Regions from separate parts of the Homo sapiens genome. Here region 1 is linked to region 2. Evidence: read pairs that join two places in POLR2A ChIA-PET (ENCODE). Cell type or tissue: HepG2. All regions are shown on one strand. Links, peaks and the distances in the headings refer to the core of each region. The heading gives the core; the rest is flanking DNA.

What was found. Peaks named below come from ENCODE experiments on the same cell type or tissue, not always from the same donor. Only the 100,000 strongest peaks of a DNase experiment are listed, where the experiment ranks them.
Region 1: POLR2A ChIA-PET joins it to region 2 with 6 read pairs; 6 of 35 experiments call an interaction of 5 or more read pairs at or near these places.

What each region holds. Positions count from the first base shown.
Region 1 is chr17:36,955,020-36,963,917 of GRCh38, reverse strand. All of the region lies in intron 4 of AATF (apoptosis antagonizing transcription factor), which reads right to left. Among named protein-coding and RNA genes, the nearest start is that of AATF, 11 kb to the right of the region's middle. In HepG2, for the core only: no CTCF peak of the experiment used is centred there; no DNase peak of the experiment used is centred there.
Region 2 is chr17:37,039,362-37,048,259 of GRCh38, reverse strand. All of the region lies in intron 11 of AATF (apoptosis antagonizing transcription factor), which reads right to left. It overlaps LOC105371753 (a long non-coding RNA gene), which reads left to right. Exons shown (of 3, transcript XR_934717.4): 2 at 2,292-2,370; 3 at 2,681-3,043. Among named protein-coding and RNA genes, the nearest start is that of MIR2909, 10 kb to the right of the region's middle. RefSeq lists an enhancer at 1-162 and a silencer at 4,942-5,142. In HepG2, for the core only: no CTCF peak of the experiment used is centred there; a DNase peak (open chromatin) is centred at 4,859.

The DNA of each region.
Region 1 (8,898 bases), core at 3,524-6,023, 84 kb after region 2:
GGCGTGAGCCACTGTGCCCAGCCACTCCATTCTCTCTTAAACCCATTCCAGTCAAGCCTGTAAGCCTACTAGCCTGCCAAACTCCATCAAGGTCAAGGATGCCCACCATGTTGCTAGATAAGTCAGTTCTCAATCCCCATCTTACTTCCATTAGCAGCAGTCTCACCTTTCATATCAGAGAATAAATAAATCAAGACAGAGATATAAAGAAATTATCTAAAGTTACAGAAGTAAAACAAATAAAATGAGACTGAATGTCAGTCAAAGGAGTACTGTCTTCCTGAAGGCTTCTGTATATTTATCTTACTCCTGTGTGATTTTAAAAAAACAATTTAAGAACAGGTTTTAAGACATAAACAATAGAGTATCATCTTATGCAGCAGTTGGGTTCTAAAGTCTAAGCATAAAGCAAAAAATCAAGTTTTGACAAAACCACTTTGAAAATCCCTTATATTGTACATAATGTGTGGCATTGTGCTATCTTTCAATAAGTTCAACACAGCCAGTCTTTCCCCTCTAACATTAGCCCATACAGCACTTTGTCAATTAAACACAGATGATTCAATTTAGGGACCGTCCTGTACAAAGACTGCATGTTGTAACTTTAAGCACTAGATTGATATTCTGTTGATCGATGCTCACTAAAGAGGTACCCAAGAACAAAAAATAACCAAGGCAATAAAAGAATCCACCTGCCATCTCATGCATACCCTACGCTCACTGAATAAAGTGGCAGGCAGAATTATTGGCACTATATAAACAGTTTCTCTCTCCTTGGTTTTTGTTTTGTTTTGTTTTGTTTGAGACAGAGTTTTGCTCTTGTCAGGCTGGAGTGCAATGGTGCGATCTTGGCTCACTGCAATCTCCACCTCCCGGGTTCAAGCGATTCTCCTGCCTCAGCCTCCCGAGTAGCTGGGATTACAAGCATCCGCCACCACTCCCGGCTCATTTTTTGTATTTTTAATAGAGAGGGGATTTCACCATGTTGAACTGGTCTCGAACACCTGACCTCAGGTGATTCGCCTGCCTCGGCCTCCCAAAGTACTGGGATTACAGGCATGAGCCACAGTGCCCAGCCTCTCCCTCTTTTTCTTTTGGCCAGGCACATATAGTTACGTTTGAGTTAATTAAATGTACATATAAAGAGGTTCCATTGTGCAATGATATGTACAACTTCACCATGAATATAGTGACACAGTGATCCTACTATGGAGCTACTAGCTACTCCAAGTCAGGGCTACTTTCTTATCTAACTCATTACTATTAAAAATTATTTTTCTGAGCTACTCTGGGCCACTCTGCCTATGGGATAGCCCTGCTCTGTCTATGGAGCAGTCAAAAAAAAAAAAAAATTGTTTCTGATGCTGAAGACAACTCTCACTCCTAAGAAACCCAACCCCAAAACAGTGAAATGCATTTTCTAGCTAGATTGGTATCAGTAGTTTTTAAGCTGCCCTTAGCTCACACAGGTCTGTGACCCATTTAGGGCTTATACTCTTAGGGTAGGTAGAATCAGTGCATAAGAATCTGACACTCCCCTCCTCATTCCACCACTTGGTGACTTTGGAAAAGTTCTTGCTCTGTGATCCAGCTTTACTCTCTACATTATATAAATGCCTAATTAACTAAGTTGGACAAAGTAGTAGCTCAAAAGGGACAAAAAGTCTTCCTACACAGAACTCACTCTCTAATAAATAGATAAAACACTGCATATGTTATTTCAGTGCTAACAGGTATTATGTAAATACCAAACAGAAACTTATCAAGAAATGATTGCCTTCATTTCCCACCTACAGTTTAGCAAAAAGAAGATCAATAATACCTAGTGGAGGCAGGAGTGTAGGAAAACAACTGTTACAGATGAGAATTTAAATTGTTACAATTCTTCCAGGGGCTAGTTAGGCAATATATTCCAAAAGCCTTTTTAAAAAAACAATGTACAAGGCCCAGCACCGTGGCTCACGCCTGTAATCCCAGCACTTTGGGAGGCTGAGACAGGCAGATTACCTGAGGTCAGGAGTTCAAAACCAGCCTGGCCAACACAGTGAAACCCAGTCTCTACCAAAAACACAAAAATTAGCCAGGCACGGTGGTGGATGCCTGTAATCCCAGCTACTCAGGAGGCTGAGGCAGGAGAATTGCTTAAACCCGGCGGGGCAGAGGTTGCAGTGAGCCGAGATCCTGCCATTGCACTCCAGCCTGGGCGACAAGAGTGAAAACTCTGTCTCCAAAAAAAAAAAAAATCAATGTACAAGTCCTTTGTCCCAGCAACTACATTTCCAGGGAATATAGATCTGGGCAATATGATACAGTATCCACTAGCTACACGTGGCTACTAAGCACTCAAAATGTGTCTAGTCCCAATTGAGATGAACTGTGATTATAGAATATACTCTGGATTTCAAAGACTTAACATGAAAAAAGGAATGTAAAATATCTCATTAAGATTTTTATATTGATCACATATTGAAATTATAATATCTTTGATATATTGGGTTCAATATGTCTAAAATTAATTTTAACTGTTTCTTTTTTAAAATGTGGTTATTAAAAAATTTTAAATTACATGTGGCTTGCATTATATTTCTACTGGACAGTGCTATTTTTAGACAAACTGCACAAATATGTATGTACAAGGATGTTTATTAAAGCATGTTTTATACAAGTGAATAGCTAGAATAAACCTAAGCACCCATCAATACAGATTGGTTAACTAAATTGCAGTAAATCTATAAAAAGGAATACTTCAACTCCTAAAAATGCTGATGTACATCTAAATATACTGACATGAAATATTAAGTAGGAAAAATAAGCTTGAAAATAGTACATACTTATATGATTCCATTTTCTGTTTTAAAAAGTGTGTGGTGTGTGTGTGTGTGCACGCGAAAAGGTCTGGAAGGATATTCATCAAAATGACAACTATGGTTATCTCTGGGCAGTAGGATTACAGCTAATCCTTATTTTCTTCTTTATGCTTCTATGTATTTTCCGATCTTTGAAATAAGCATGACATACTTTTATAATTAGAACACTGAAGCTATTTTAAAAAATGATAGCCATCAGCTGAAGCAAAAAGATCAATCTTACTCACATCATCTTGGCTAGATGAAGTCTGCAGCAATAAGGGTCCTTAAGCCTACACAATGTTACAATTAGAGGGGGTTGCAAGTGCCTTTATCCCAAGCAATACTTAAACCCATCCCAAGTAATTAAAAATATTTCAAGGTTCTACAGAACATTGTGAGAACTTTGCCAAGAACCCATAAAGTGTTAACTGAGAGAACTCCGAAATAATCATTTATGGATTTGTCACCTAAGGCAACTAAGTAATTTAAAAGGGGGGGATTTCAGTGATAAAATTGGTTGCCTGTGGGACAGGGTACTGGGCGGCAGGGGTACAGGATTATCACTGTATATATAGTCTTTAGTATTTTTGAATTTTGAACTATGTGAATGTACTGCCTACTTAAAAATAAGTAAAACTTTAAAAACAAAACATTATCAAGACTCCATGATTTCCCACAGCTTACGCAAAATTTAAAACATTATTATTTAAGGTATCTATTATTGCTGAGGACAAATTACCATTAAAAATTTTAGTCTAGCCGGGTGCAGTGGCTCATGCCTGTAATCCCAGCACTTTGGGAGGCCGAGGCGGGTGGATCTTGAGGTCAGGAGTTCAAGACCGGCCTGGCCAATATGGTGAAACCTCGTCTCTACTACAAATACAAAAATTAGCTGGGCGTGGTGCTGCATGCCTGTACTCCCTGCTACTCCGGAGGCTGAGGCAGGAGAATCACTTAAACCCGGGAGGCAGAGGTTGCAGTGAGCCAAGGTCGCACCACTGCACTCCAGCCTCGGCGACAGAGCAAGACTCCATCTCGGGGGGGGAAAAAAATTTTAGTCTAGTCAAGTCAAAATAATTGGGGCTTTTGGGCAAGGACCACAAAGATATGAGAGTGTAAGTATGAAATGGGAAGATAACAGGGTGCAAACAAAATATAATTTATTAATAGTGAAATCTGTTTTCATACTCTTAGGAAAGTAAAAAATCTTAATACTTTCTCTGTATTTATATTACATTATGCTGTGTTCTTGGATGTTTTGCTTACGGGAAATATCAAAATGACAACCATTGTTTCTATTAAAGGTCTTTAATGATATTGCATTTTAGACCTGTAATGAAACATGGTGCTCACTGCAGTTTGTAATGCATCTCATTAAATACATTAATAACATGCATTGCACTAAAAGGTCAACTTATTATGACTGAAGTTTAGCTTTCCTTTAATCACTTCATTTAAAGCTATAGAGCAAACTCTGAAAAAGACAGTAGAGTACCCGTTACAGAAATACTCTCTAGGACCTTTTGCCTTAAAGAAAAGAAAAAAAACAAAAAAGACATTTACTTACAATTTTCCCACCCATCCAAATCAGTCATGTTTTTTGTTTGTTGGTTTGTTTGTTTTCTTGAGACAGACTCTCGCTCTGTCACCCAGGCTGGAGTGCAATGGCATGATCTCTGCTCACTGTAACCTCTGCCTCCTGGGTTCAAGCAATTCTCCCACCTCAGCCTCCTGAGTAGATGGGATTACAGGAACCCACCATCATGCCTGGCTAATTTTTGTACTTTTGTAGAGACGGTGTTTCATTATGTTGGCCAGGCTGGTCTTGAACTCCGGACCTCAGGTGATCTGCCCACCTTGGCCTCCCAAAGTGCTGGGATTACAGGCATGAGCCACCACACCCAGTCTGTATGTTTGTTTTTTTTGAGACGGAGTTTTGCTCGTTGCCCAGGCTGGAGTGCAGTGGCGCAATCTCGCCTCACTGCGACCTCCACCTCCCGAGTTTAAGAGATTTTCCTGTTTGGCCTCCTGAATAGCTGGAATTACAGGTGCCCGCCACCACACCCAGCTAATTTTTTGTATTTTCAGTAGAGACGGGGTTTCATAATGTTGGTCAGGTTGGCCTCGAACTCCTGACCTCAGGTGATCCACCTGTCTTGGCCTCCCAAAGTGCTAGGATTACAGGCATGAGCCACCACACCAGGCCAGTTATGTTTATTAAGAAATTACTGTTAATGTTTTTACATGAGATTATGGTATAATTTTTTAAAATCCTTATCTTTTGAACATACATGCTGAAAATTTTACTGATGAGAGAATGTGTATTATTTGCTTCAAAATAATCCAGAAGGTGAGCAGAGTTGGTACAACTACAGATGAAATAAGATTGACCATGAATTGATTATTGCTTAAGCTGGTGAAGGCATGTGGGGGTTCACTGTGCTATTTCTCTACTTTTATATAAGTTTGATATATCCCATAATGAAAAGTTTTAAATAACTCATGGTGAGATTTCCTTAAGTAACTTCCCTTCTTCCTTACATATCATTGCCACCAACATAAAAGATGTATTTCCTAATACAGTAGAAATTCTAAAAGAGAGAAGGCCAGGCACAGTGGCTCATACCTGTAAGCCCAGCACTTTGAGAGGCCAAGGTGGGTGGATCACAAGATCAGGAGTTTAGGACCAGCCTGGCCAACATGGTGAAACCCCATCTCTACTAAAAAAAATTACAAAAATTAGCCGGGTGTGGTGGCATGCGCCTGTAGTCCCAGCTACCCAGGAGGCAGAGACAGGAGAATCGCTTGAACCTGGGAGGCAGAAGTTGCAGTGAGTTGAGATCGCACCACTGCACTCCAGCCTGGGTGACAGAGAGAGACTCCATCTCAAAAAAAAAAGAAAAAAAAGAAAGAGAGAAAAAGCAAACCCTTTTAGAGAAATGGTTTTGTGCACAGAAAATCCCTTAATTTTGTTAAGATTACTCCATGACTTACCACTTATGCAGCCACTAAAATATCAGACGATGTCTTTGAAATCACTTCCACAGTTCAAGTTTAAATTACCAACATGTAACACCAAGGTGACTGGGGACTAAGTTTACGTGTTTGGGGTGGTGTGTGGAGAGGAAGGAGATATTCATTTAGTTTCTGAAAAGTAGAGTTTAGGGTGCTGAAGCTACAAAGGCATGGTACTCAGGAGTTTACTGGAGCTAGAATACAGCTGGAAGTCTGTTATTTTAGAGGCAATAGTTAGGGTTATCAGAGTAAGTGACAGTGCCAAGGAGAGACTATATTGAGAAAACGCAACCTGAGGACAGGATTCTAAACGGAATGAAATTTACATTGAGAGGATACAAAAGGAACCAGAGAAGAGATCAGAAAGGTAGGAGAACCCAAACAGCACAGGTAGTGTCACCAAGCCAAAGAAAAGTATTTCAAGGAAAAGTTAAACGCTTCAAGGAGGTAGTAGCTGGGTATAGCAATAAGGAAATCTGTAGCCATCTTTCCATAGCGTCGTAAGAGGCCAACACTGCATTGTAAGTATTAGTAAACTATAACACTTTCCAGAACAATTAGTTAATTTAAATTATATAAAGAATCCAAATACTAATAAAAAAGTAAAAAACACTGAAGACTAGTGAGGCTCAGTTACACTGATAACTATTGAGTGATTGCTCACATGGTCGAACACTGCCAAATGCCTCTTTGAGCAGAAAAAGATAATATTAGTACCTAACATTCATGGTGAGATGTGTGCCAGACACTGTGCTAATGCTTTCTATTGATTATGTCCTTTAATCCTCACAACCATATTATCCCCATTTTACTGTGAAGTTAAGTAACTTGCCCAAGGTCACATGGCTAATCCATTGCTGAGATGAAATCTAAACCAAGCCGGTCTGACTTTAACTACTCTGTAAGACCAAGCAAATTGAAAAGAGATTTAATTAAAGACAGTAAGTTCCAGTGGTTGTTCTGGGGTTGGTACAAATTCAGCCTATGTTCCACACCAGCTATACAGCACAGTAATAAATTGGTCATCCAGAGTAATGTGCTCAAGAATTTTCTCTCTCTCTCTCTTTTTTTTTTCGGGGGGGACAGTTTCGCTCTTGTCGCTCAGGCTAGAGTGCACTAGCACGATCTCAGCTCACTACAACCTTTGCTCCCGGGTTCAAGTGATTCTCCTGCCTCAACCTCCCAAGTAGCTGGGACTACAAGTGTGTACCACCATACCTGGCTAATATTTTTATTTTTATTAAAGATGGGATTTCACCACGTTGGCTAGGCTGGTCTCAAACTCTTGACCTAAAGTGATCCGCCTGCCTCAGCCTCCCAAAGTGCTGGGATTATAAGCGGGAGCCACCGTGCCCGGCCAAGAACTTTTTTTTTTTTTTTGAGACGGAGTTTCACTCTTGTTGCCCAGGCTGGAGTGCAATGGCACAATCTTGGCTCGCTGCAGCCTCCGCCTCACAGGTTCAAGCAATTCTCCTGCCTCAGCCTCCCGAGTAGCTGAGATTACAGGCACCTGCCACCACACTTGGCTAATTTTTGTATTTTCAGTAGAGACGGGGTTTCACCACATTGGCCAGGCTGGGCTCAAACTTCTGACCTCAGGTGATCAGCCCACCTCGGCCTCCCAAAGTGCTGGCATTACAGGCGTGAGCCACTGCACCCGGCCAAGAATTTTTTTCTTAAAGTCTGTTTATCAAGACAGGGGAGTATACAACATATTATGTCATATTGCCACAAGAAAAATTAGCTACTCTTCAAATGCACAGCTCATTACTTGAAAACTCCCTACCCTCCCACCTTAGAATATGTGATACCAAACTTCCTTTCTTCTCCCTCCTCCACCACAACCCACCCTGTCAGATTAATAGATGCTGTCAGATTAATTGAGGTTCATCAATGAGGTAAAGGCAATTGGTTAAGTACAAAAAAGAGTAAAAAGATCAGAACAAAATAAAAGTTAAATAACACTGCAGTGATTAAAGACACTAAATGAGTTGAGTATGGTGGCTCACACCTGTAATCCCAGCATTTTGGGGAGGCTGACACGGAAGGATCATTTGAAACCAGGAGTTTTGAGACCAGCCTGGTCAACATAGTGAGACCCTATTTCCACAAAAAAAGAAAAAATTAGTCGGGCATGGTGGCTCATGCCTGTAGTACCAGCTACTCAGGAGGCTGAGGCGGGAAGATCACTTGAACCCAAGAGTTCGAAGCTGCAACGAGCTATGATCACGCTACTGCACTCCAGCCTGGGCAACAGAGCAAGACCCTGTCTCATAACAAAAAGAAATTAAATCGTATCCAAGAATATGTGTCCATTATACTGGACACTGACTAACCCCTAAAATATCTATATTTAAATATGAATTTTTTAAAATGAAAAAGGCTCAAGCAAAAAGAATAATGAGTAACAAAATGAAAACAGGCCTTATCGTGAAACATTTAAAACATTTAATCTAGAGCAGTCTAGGTCTCATTCCAAAGGCATACCAGGAATTAGGGTACTAGGACACTAAAAATAGCAGAGAAGTGCTCCAAAAATCTCAAAAAACTTGAAAACCATCAATCTGTCATCTATTTGAGAGAGAAAGGAGGCAAAGACAGGGGCGGGGATATAAATGGCCCACCTCACCCACACAGGCCACGTAAGGCTCCTGGGAAGGACTGCCCAGACTTCCCACAGGGGAAGAAGCAGACTTTAAGTGTGGCGGGACACAAAACCCAAAAACTGGACTCTAGGAAGCCATTCCTAATTACATCAGGTATTCACCTACAAGAAACGTTCACTGAACTCCCTACCTGGGAAATCCTACACATTGATCTTGAATGTCTTAAGGCGGTTCTACCTACAGGCAGATGCCAAATTAGATATCCTCCTCAGGTCCCTTCCAACTCTAACTCCATGATACTAAAAAAATAAGTTTTAAAGAGCAAATGAAAACATGAAGTCTCAGCATGCAAGTAAGACATATTGATCTCAGCTGAGCGCAGAGGCTCATGCCTGTAATCCCAACACTTTGGGAGGCCAAGGCCTCCC
Region 2 (8,898 bases), core at 3,523-6,022:
AAAAATCACTATAGTAGAAAACTTAGGATTTCTGAATACGGCCAAAAAGTCGGTACTTACTCTCCCTCACTCTCCTCTTAACATCCCCCAACAACCCAAGGAGGATCACAGGCTTCTCTCCTGAAATCTCATCATAATTCCATACCAAAAAACAAACCAAAACTGAACAACAACAAAAACCCCCATAAAAAAACCACAAAGCAGAAGAAAGGAGGTAAAGGGGAAAGAAAGCAGTCTTCTTTCAGCTAAGACTTATTTCTTAACAGGATCAACTTAGCAAAATAAGAATGACTCAGAGACACCCCTTATCTATCACTAATTACCTAAATCTAGATACAAGGCAAATCATGTCCAATCCGACACTAGCTGAAACTCTTCACAAGGTTCCAAAACAACAAAACCGCAGCCGCCCGAATCTGCCACAAGGTGGCAGTACACGACTCGTTTCCAAGTGGACCCAGCCACCAGTCAGCGGAGCCCATAAATTACCCCGTGTGTCTGCTCTCATCACCATCCTCCCCAGTGCTTGAAGGAGACTCTAGAAGGTCTGTTCCAATTCGTTCTTTTGGTCAGGTCAGAACTAGGTCCTTCAAACCTCTGGAAAAGCTTTTAGCCCTACAGCTCTAAATTACACATGGTGACACACGGCCTCTGGCCTGTCCCCTAAAGATCAGACAGACTCAAGATTTATAAATGTTCCAAGAAGCAGGTTCAGGCCCCAAACAAAGGAACTGAGAGGCTGGGGAACAGGGAGGAGAGGGGAGAGGGATGGGGGCGAGAAGGGGACTGCACGTGGACAGGTTTTCTTCTCACTTGTGCTTCCTCCTTACTCAAGCCAGTCACAAATCCCCTGCACTTTAACAAAGGAAGAAAAATACTCAAAACTTCCACCATCCCTACTACTAGCTTCAAATCTTCCACATGATTTTAAAGAAAAATAATTTACCTTAGCGGACTTGCAAAAAAGCAGAGGGGTGGGGGAGGAGCCACTCTTCAGACAAAAGGGGCGCCGCTCCTTCCACGCATTAATATTCCATATTCCCGGGATGATGTCCACTTTCACAGTTTGACTGTTTTATAACAGATTTGATGTGAGAGAAGACAAATGGCCTCACAAAGGAAAGACGACAAATCATCACACTGCTTTTAGCAGGGTTTCTCTTTATTTTTATTTATTTTTATTCCGGACCTGGGATGCAGAGCTCTCTGCCTTGCTGGAGATGTTTAATATTAACGTCAAGCCACCACGGTCCCCGCAATAGAGTTGGCCAGTGTTGTGTTTACGGTTTTGTGACTGCTGGCTTCAGGAAGATGAAGCTCCTTGTTCAAACAGCAGCCCCTCTAACAGCTCCTGTTAAAAGCTAGGGGATGCTTCACTGCTTAGACGTGAATCACTTCCCCCAGCCGCACAGAAGGTGAGACTGACATTCCAGTTACATTTGTATCCGTATCAGGATGCTGCCCAACAACCCAGGGCGTGTGTGCATGCGTGTGTGTGTGTGTGTGTGTGTGTGTGTGTGTGTGTGTGTTGGGGGAGCACAGGATGCATCGCTCAGCTCTAGCTTAACTTCAACACGCAGGAATTAGTGAGGGTATTCAATGTCAACCCATAGAGTTTTGGCAAGGCACTCTGCTATTACTTCTGGTAATAAGTTGGAGGATTTCTTTTGCTTAGAAATCGGGTACCAATCAAAACGCACAAGAAGTAACTAGTAAGTGAGCAAATGCAAAGTGCCAGCTCTGCAATGCGAGTCAGGGGACACAGAGGAACCGCTGGGGCCTGGGGAGCAAGCCCTTCCAGCTGCTGGCCAGCTGCCCTACCCGGAAGTCTCCCCCCGAGCGTTCAAGGAGCATGTGTTCTCCTGGCTCTCCTCTGCCTTCCTTCTCCCAGGTTCTGCTCTTGGCTTCCTCTCTTCTTTTGACACCCTCCCCTGGTGATCCTACACACACTCTAATGGTCTAATGGTCTCCTCCGCGTGAAGGACCCCAGAGCCCGAGTCCCCGCTCCCCTGCCCTCCCCCTAAACTCATCTCCTGCCTTGCAAGGCTCTTCTGACACCCAAGCTACCATTTCTCCTAACAATGGCAGCAAATTCTTTTTTATTCACATCCCACACAACTGTTTAATGGCAGTGAGCTGTAAGACAAAATTACAGATATCGATACCACATTTTCTGATGAAAAAATAAAATCCAGTCTGAGATGGGGCTCTTGTTCAGACTGTATGCCTATTAATTGATTAAAAAAAAAAGGCTGCTCTCAATCTGTCCATAATTTTTTGGTTTTTAATAGTATCCTTCAAAGAACTTCCTTCCTGCCTCTGCAAATCAGAAATTCAGCAAAAGGAGCATCTGTCCTAAACACCTGCCAGGTGAGCTTTCCCCAGCAGCACTGAGCAGGCCTGCAACAGGGGGCCTGCAACAGGGCATCTCTCCCACTCGTTTCACCAGCTAGTCTCTGAGGTCAGCAGTTTGATTACCTCAGCCAGTTATACGATTGGCTCTAAAAAGCCTGACTGCTAAGTGCAAAGTGAGCAGTTTGCATTTCTTCCCCTGAACCTGAAGAGTCTGTCTGGCTGTACAGTTGTGTTTCCCCCTGTAGGACCGAGCTGTGGAAGAGAAGGCAGAGTGCTGCCAAGTGTGTGTATGAGAAAATGTGTATTGATTTCTTCTTTCTTATAGGGGAGGACAAAGCATTGAAGAACAATTGCTCGTCTTTGCAGCATTTCACATTCCATACAAGAGACAAAAGGCCCAACCCCCACTACCCTCTGAGAAGCAGAAAGGGGAACGGAACAGGACTGTGTCTCCTGGGTGTCGGCAGCCACGAGTGCTGCTGCAGGTCAGCTACTGAGACTCCAAACACCCTGGGGCCCATGGCTGCTCACCTGTCTCTCATCAAGTAATTTCCCTTCTGGGCTGATGTTTCCTCATCTATATTGTAGAAGAAAGGCCTTCAGTCTTATTTACCACGTAAGTGGAGGTGCCCAGGGGGTCAAAGAATTAATGTTTATAAAGTGTTCTGCTCCCCAGGGAGACAGTGGTAAAGCATAGGGTGTGGTTATGGCTCATTCAGGACCTCATTTCTGAGGGTGGCTGGTGAGAGCTTCCCATGACCAGGTGCTGCCAGCAACTTGAACTCCAAGTCTAACGAGGTAAGGTCCTCGATCTAAATATCCTTTCTTAGCTTGACACTTAATACCAACACTAAAAATAACAAAGCAGCCAGGCCTTTATGCTTTGTTAATGCACTTACAGAATCCATTCCAGAACTGTTTTCTTCTTAAAGAAAAATCCTGAAAGCAGAGTCCAGAACACTGACCGAAAGCTATAAATCACTACAGAGCCCTGCTGGGGTTCTTCATGCTCCATAGTAACTGCATGGTGAGTATCTCTAACTCAAGTATCTGAAATCTGAAATGCTCCGAAATCTAAAACTTTTTGAGCACCGACACGAACTATGCTGTAAGAAAATGCTCACTGGAGCACTTCAGATTTCAGATTTTCAGATTAGGCATGCTCAACGGGGATAATACAAATATTTCCAAATCCAAGAAAATCTGAAATACGAAATTCCTCTGGACGCAAGAATTCGATAGGTGACACTTGACCTGTAATAATTTATAGGAAGGCCATCAGAACCAAACCTGGTTTAAATAGCACAGAAAACCTATAGTATATAGTATATAGCAGGAGAAACCTATAGTATATAGTATATAGCAGGAGAAAACCTATAGTGTATACAAAGTTTAGGGTCTTGGAAGTGATGGACATGTAAGAGTGTTCTTGAGAGAGCCTTTCCCAGGGTTCAATCCTAAGTAAAAATGACCCCAAAAACCCTCTAAGCAAAGGGTGGGGAATCAGAAGTCCCAGAGGAGAACCTTTCATTCTGGGTCTTTTCCAACATTGCCATGAGCTAAGAACAAAATAAGGAGCCGGCCCTCAAGCGGTGCAATGGTTTAGCATGGAGACCTAACCTATGAATAATTAGGAAACAACCTGGTGGTAGATGCTATACATAATATGGATCTATACAAAGTGACATGGAAGCAGAGGAAAGTATATTAAAGAAGTGAGATGATTTGGAGAGATTTCAGCAAAAGAGGCAAGAAACTCATCTTCATCTTATAGGACAGTTGCAAAAATAATCTTGTAAACAGCAAACTGTAAACAAACATACAAGCTGGGGGCCTTTAAAAGCATCTCAGACAGGAAGCCTCTACCCAACTTTTTTTGGGGTTTGCACAGAAATGGCTATGTCTGTATTGCATGCTGAGGGACAGTGGCGTAATACACAGATGTGAAAACACAAAGTTTGTTTATTTAAATAATTATCTGTTAGGGGTTACATTTAAAATAGTCCTTCTCAGAAATTAAAAAATTAAAAAGAACATTTTATTCTCAAGAATCCAGTGAACAAGAGGCCTGTTTTCACTATGTAAAAGAAAGAAACCATGGCCCATAAAGAAGGCTTCCCAGGGTGGCACTGCATACGAGCGAGGGCATAAGGTGCTCAGGAATACTGAGTCAGCGCTGAGCTCAGAGGAGGCCGACAATAACTGGAAAAAGACCTTAAGTGAAGTGTTTTGCAAATACTACAATTGAAATTAAAATATATTATTCCAAATATATGAACATAAAATCTCGATAATACCAAATACAAGATTACAGTACACACAGGCATACTTCTTTGACTTTTAAGTTAACATACTTAGCAAGAAAAAAGCCCCCAATAAGTGTGTCTGTGAACTGTTATACAGTTAACAGTTTAACTGTTTGGGAGGAACAAACAGAATGGGTTCAAAGAAGAAAGCTCAGTGGGGGTGGAGAATCTGAAGTCTCCCTAGAAAGGCTGGTGACCTCATGACTGAATATTTCAACAGGAAACAACAGTGAGACGGGGGTGGGAGATGCTGCAGGCTATGAGCAGAATGAACAGACATGCAGAATAGGGAGTGTGTCCCAGGGATTGCAGGTGTCTGCTCTGGACAGCACATGGGGTGAAATAGGCGATAAGGAGAGAAAAGTAGCAAGGCAACAAGTCATCGATGGCCTTGACTGGCAGGCTTGAGAGTCTGGGTTTTATGCTAGAGGCAAAGAGTAGCATGTGATATTGGAGGAAGGTGAATCTGGCAATGAAACAGAACTGATGAGAATACAGACTATTGGTTAATATGCCGTTAGTGTAATAGTCGATGTGGGAATTAAAAAAAAAAAAATTTGCCAGGCGCGGTGGCTCACACCTGTAATCCCAGCACTTTGGGAGGCCGAGGTGGGCAGATCATGAGGTCAAGAGATCGAGACCATCCTGGCTAACACAGTGAAACCCCATCTCTACTAAAAATACAAAAAATTAGCCAGGCGTGGTAGTGGGTGCCTGTAGTTCCAGCTACTCGGGAAGCTGAGGCAGAAGAATGGCGTGAACCCGGGAGGAGGAGCTTGCAATGAGCCGAGATGGTACCACTGCACTCCAGCCTGGGTGACAGAGCAAGACTCCGTCTCAAAAAGAAAAAAAAAAAAAAAAGAAAGAAAAAATTAAAAGGCCAGGTGCAGTGGTGGCTCATGTCTGTAATCCTAGCACTTTGGGAGGCCAAGGTGGGAGGACTGCTTGAGTCCAGGAGTTCAAGACCAGCTGGGGCAACACAGCAAGACCCCGTCTCTACAGGAAAAAAAAAAAAAAAAAGCTGGGTGTGGTAGTGTGTGCCTGTAGTCCCAGCTACTTGGGAGGCTGCAGCAGGAGAATCACTAGAGCACAGGAGTTCGAGGCTGCAGTGAGCTATAATTGGGCTACTGTACTCCAGCCTGGGCAACAGAGTAAAACCTTGTCTTTTGTTAAAAAAAGAAAAAAACAAAAAAAAAGACCTGGACTCAAAAAAAGAGGCAGTAGAAATAAAAAGTGAAGATCATTGAATAATATATTAAAATAATGCTCCCAAGTAGATTAAAAGAAAAAAAATTCAGATGAAATTAAATAAAATATAGGTGAATAATTGTTCTGGGATACAGGAGAGATTGCCTAATCATAAAACAATGAAAAACACCCCCCACAAAAAGGTTCTTATATATTTAATCAGGTTAAAAAGTAAAACTTCTATGTAACCAATAAAAATCATTAATATTGACAGGTAAGCAAAATATGGAAATCTACAAAAACCAGGAAATGTTATATAACCATAAATATAGCCATAATATAGAGAATTCATACAGGAAGAAAATTCATAAAGAAAAGTCAAAACTCAAAAAGAAAATGGGCAAAGGATAAAAACAACTACAAATGATAGAAATACATGATTAATACTCTTCAAATTTACTATTATAAGAGAAAATAAACATTAGATTATAGCCCACTGCCTACCATATTATATGTCCTCAATAAGGTGTCATTTGTTATGAACTTAAAAACAGTAAGTAACTTTTATATCTAAATAGGAAATATTTTTTAAAAGATGGCTCTCCCGGCCGGGTGTGGTGGCTCACACCTGTAATCCCAGCACTCTGGGAGGCTGAGGTGGGTGGATCACCTGAGGTCAGGAGTTCGCGACCAGCCTGGCCAACATGGCAATACCCCGTCTCTACTAAAAATACAAAATTAGCCGGGTGTAATAGGACACGCCTGTAGTCCCATCTACTTGGGAGGCTGAGGCAGGAGAATCACTTGAACCCGGGAGGCGGACATTGCAGTGAGCCGAGATTGCACCATTGCACTTCAGCCTGGGCGACAGGGCAAGACTCCGTCTCAAAAAAAAAGAAAAAGAAAAAAGAGCTCTCCAGCTTAGCAAAGATAAAATGACATAAGCCTCAGCTGGAAAGAAAAGAGTCATGTAACTTAGTAAAACTCATCAAGAGTCATTAGAAAGTTTAGATATTTGACCCAGAAATCTATTCTAAAGACACAGCAAAACCTAGAACATAGATTTCTGTATATATATGTTCACTGCAGCACTACTTGAAAAGAAAGGCAACTACAAACAACCTAAATGTCCAACAATAATACATATTCCATAATAGATTATTAGGTTATTAAAATGCTTTTAAAAATACTTAAGGCATTAAAATGCTTATAAGTTAATCTGAAAAAAGATTCAAACACATACGTATATATCTGTATAAAATACATACACAAAAAATTCTATAAGAAAACATGTAAAAGTATTAATAATGTTCTACCCTCAATAGCAGGATGACAAATTTTTCTTTGTCCTTTCTATATTTTTCAAATTTTCTTCCATAAGCATGCACTATTTTTATTATACAGGAAAAAGATACTGTCTCTAAGAAAAGTAGGTGATAGGTGCCTGACTATGGCAGAGAATAGAATTACATGCATAAACTGACTAAATATACCAGATCAGGATTCAAAGCTAATTATGAGGTCTAAGGTCTTTGTAACCAGAATGATATAACATAAAACCAGGTTTGGGAATCCAGTGATTCACACTAAAATATGAATGACTGACAGGCAAAACCTTCCTGTATAGAAAGCATCTCTCCTATAAAAGAAAGCGTGGGGGGGGAAGCATTTTAATCTAAAGAAGTTCCCCCCCCCAAATAAGTTTTTGAAAGAGTAGCTAGGGGTGGGGATGGGGGCCTTCCCTGTGGCACATGATTCCCAAATATTTCTAAAAGTTTGTGAATTTCTTGGCAACAGCAGTGGGGGTTGGGACCACACTCTTAGATGCACACACCTGTTCCACTACTTACTTGCTGTTCAGCTTAGGCAAGTTATTTAATTGTTCCATGCCTTAGTATTCTTATAAAATGCAGATAACATCAATCACTGTTTTTTTTTTAAATGAGGAACAAATGAAAATATATGTGAAGGGCTTAGTGCAATGTCTGGCATATAGTAAACTCTCAGTAAGTGAAATATGATATGATTATTCTATATTATTTCATTGCCCATCAGACACAGGGGACAGACTTACAGTGGATAAATCAGAGCGAAGGATAACTGCACTTAGAAACAGAAATGGTATCTCAGCAATCGACTGTTGGCTCAGTGATCACTGTGGGGCACATCAATAACATGATTATGACTAACTAAATTAAGGTGAAAAACTTAGCTATTGCCTACCGGCTTGCAAGTAACTTGCCAGTTACTTAGCTGTGATTAATACAATATCTGTAAGATATTGCAATATATTTAGAAAGCCAATAATAATAAAAATTAAAAAACAAGTCCTTAAGAGAAACATTTACACACACTTTAAAGAATGTGAAACATCCCTTTGGGAAAAAAAGAGGATTTACAATCCTTTGAAGAAGCGATGAGAATATAAGTGCAGAAATGAGAACTATAGTCAAAAAGGCCCATTTTGAGGAAGGATTTATCTGTTCAGCATCTACAAATCTCTTTCTAGAAGATGTGCTTTTATCACTCTACCTCCTGCTTGGAGCCAAGGCTTCATTTTGACAATGCAAGTTCTCTAGAATAAGAGACTGAACAGCAGCAAATCAGGAAAAATAGAAGAAACAACAGCAGTGTTTTTTTTCCAACCCAGTTTTAAAACTCTGGCCCAAGCCTTAGGTTTGAACTTGAGAGTGTTTCCTTTGTCCTTTCTGACATTACTGGCGAAAGAAGGCCCCATGCCCCTATCTCTGTGCTGGACGCCATCCTTAATGATGATATATGCGGGTCCTTTCCCCTCAGCACTGCTGGGGGGTCAAACGTGTGGTGCTACCCACCTGAGAATCAACAAGCAAATTATAAACTATGTCAATCCGAGTTAATGCAAAGCTGTAATCCTCTTTAACAAGAGATCAAATCACTGCCATGAGTTATGTTCATTCTGTAATCTGATAAGGAAGAGAGGGAACCTCTAATAAAAGAGTAATGGGAGCCTTTAATGACGCTGGTAAAAGGTAGCCCCAGTTAAAACATCACTCTTGTTCTTGCTGAT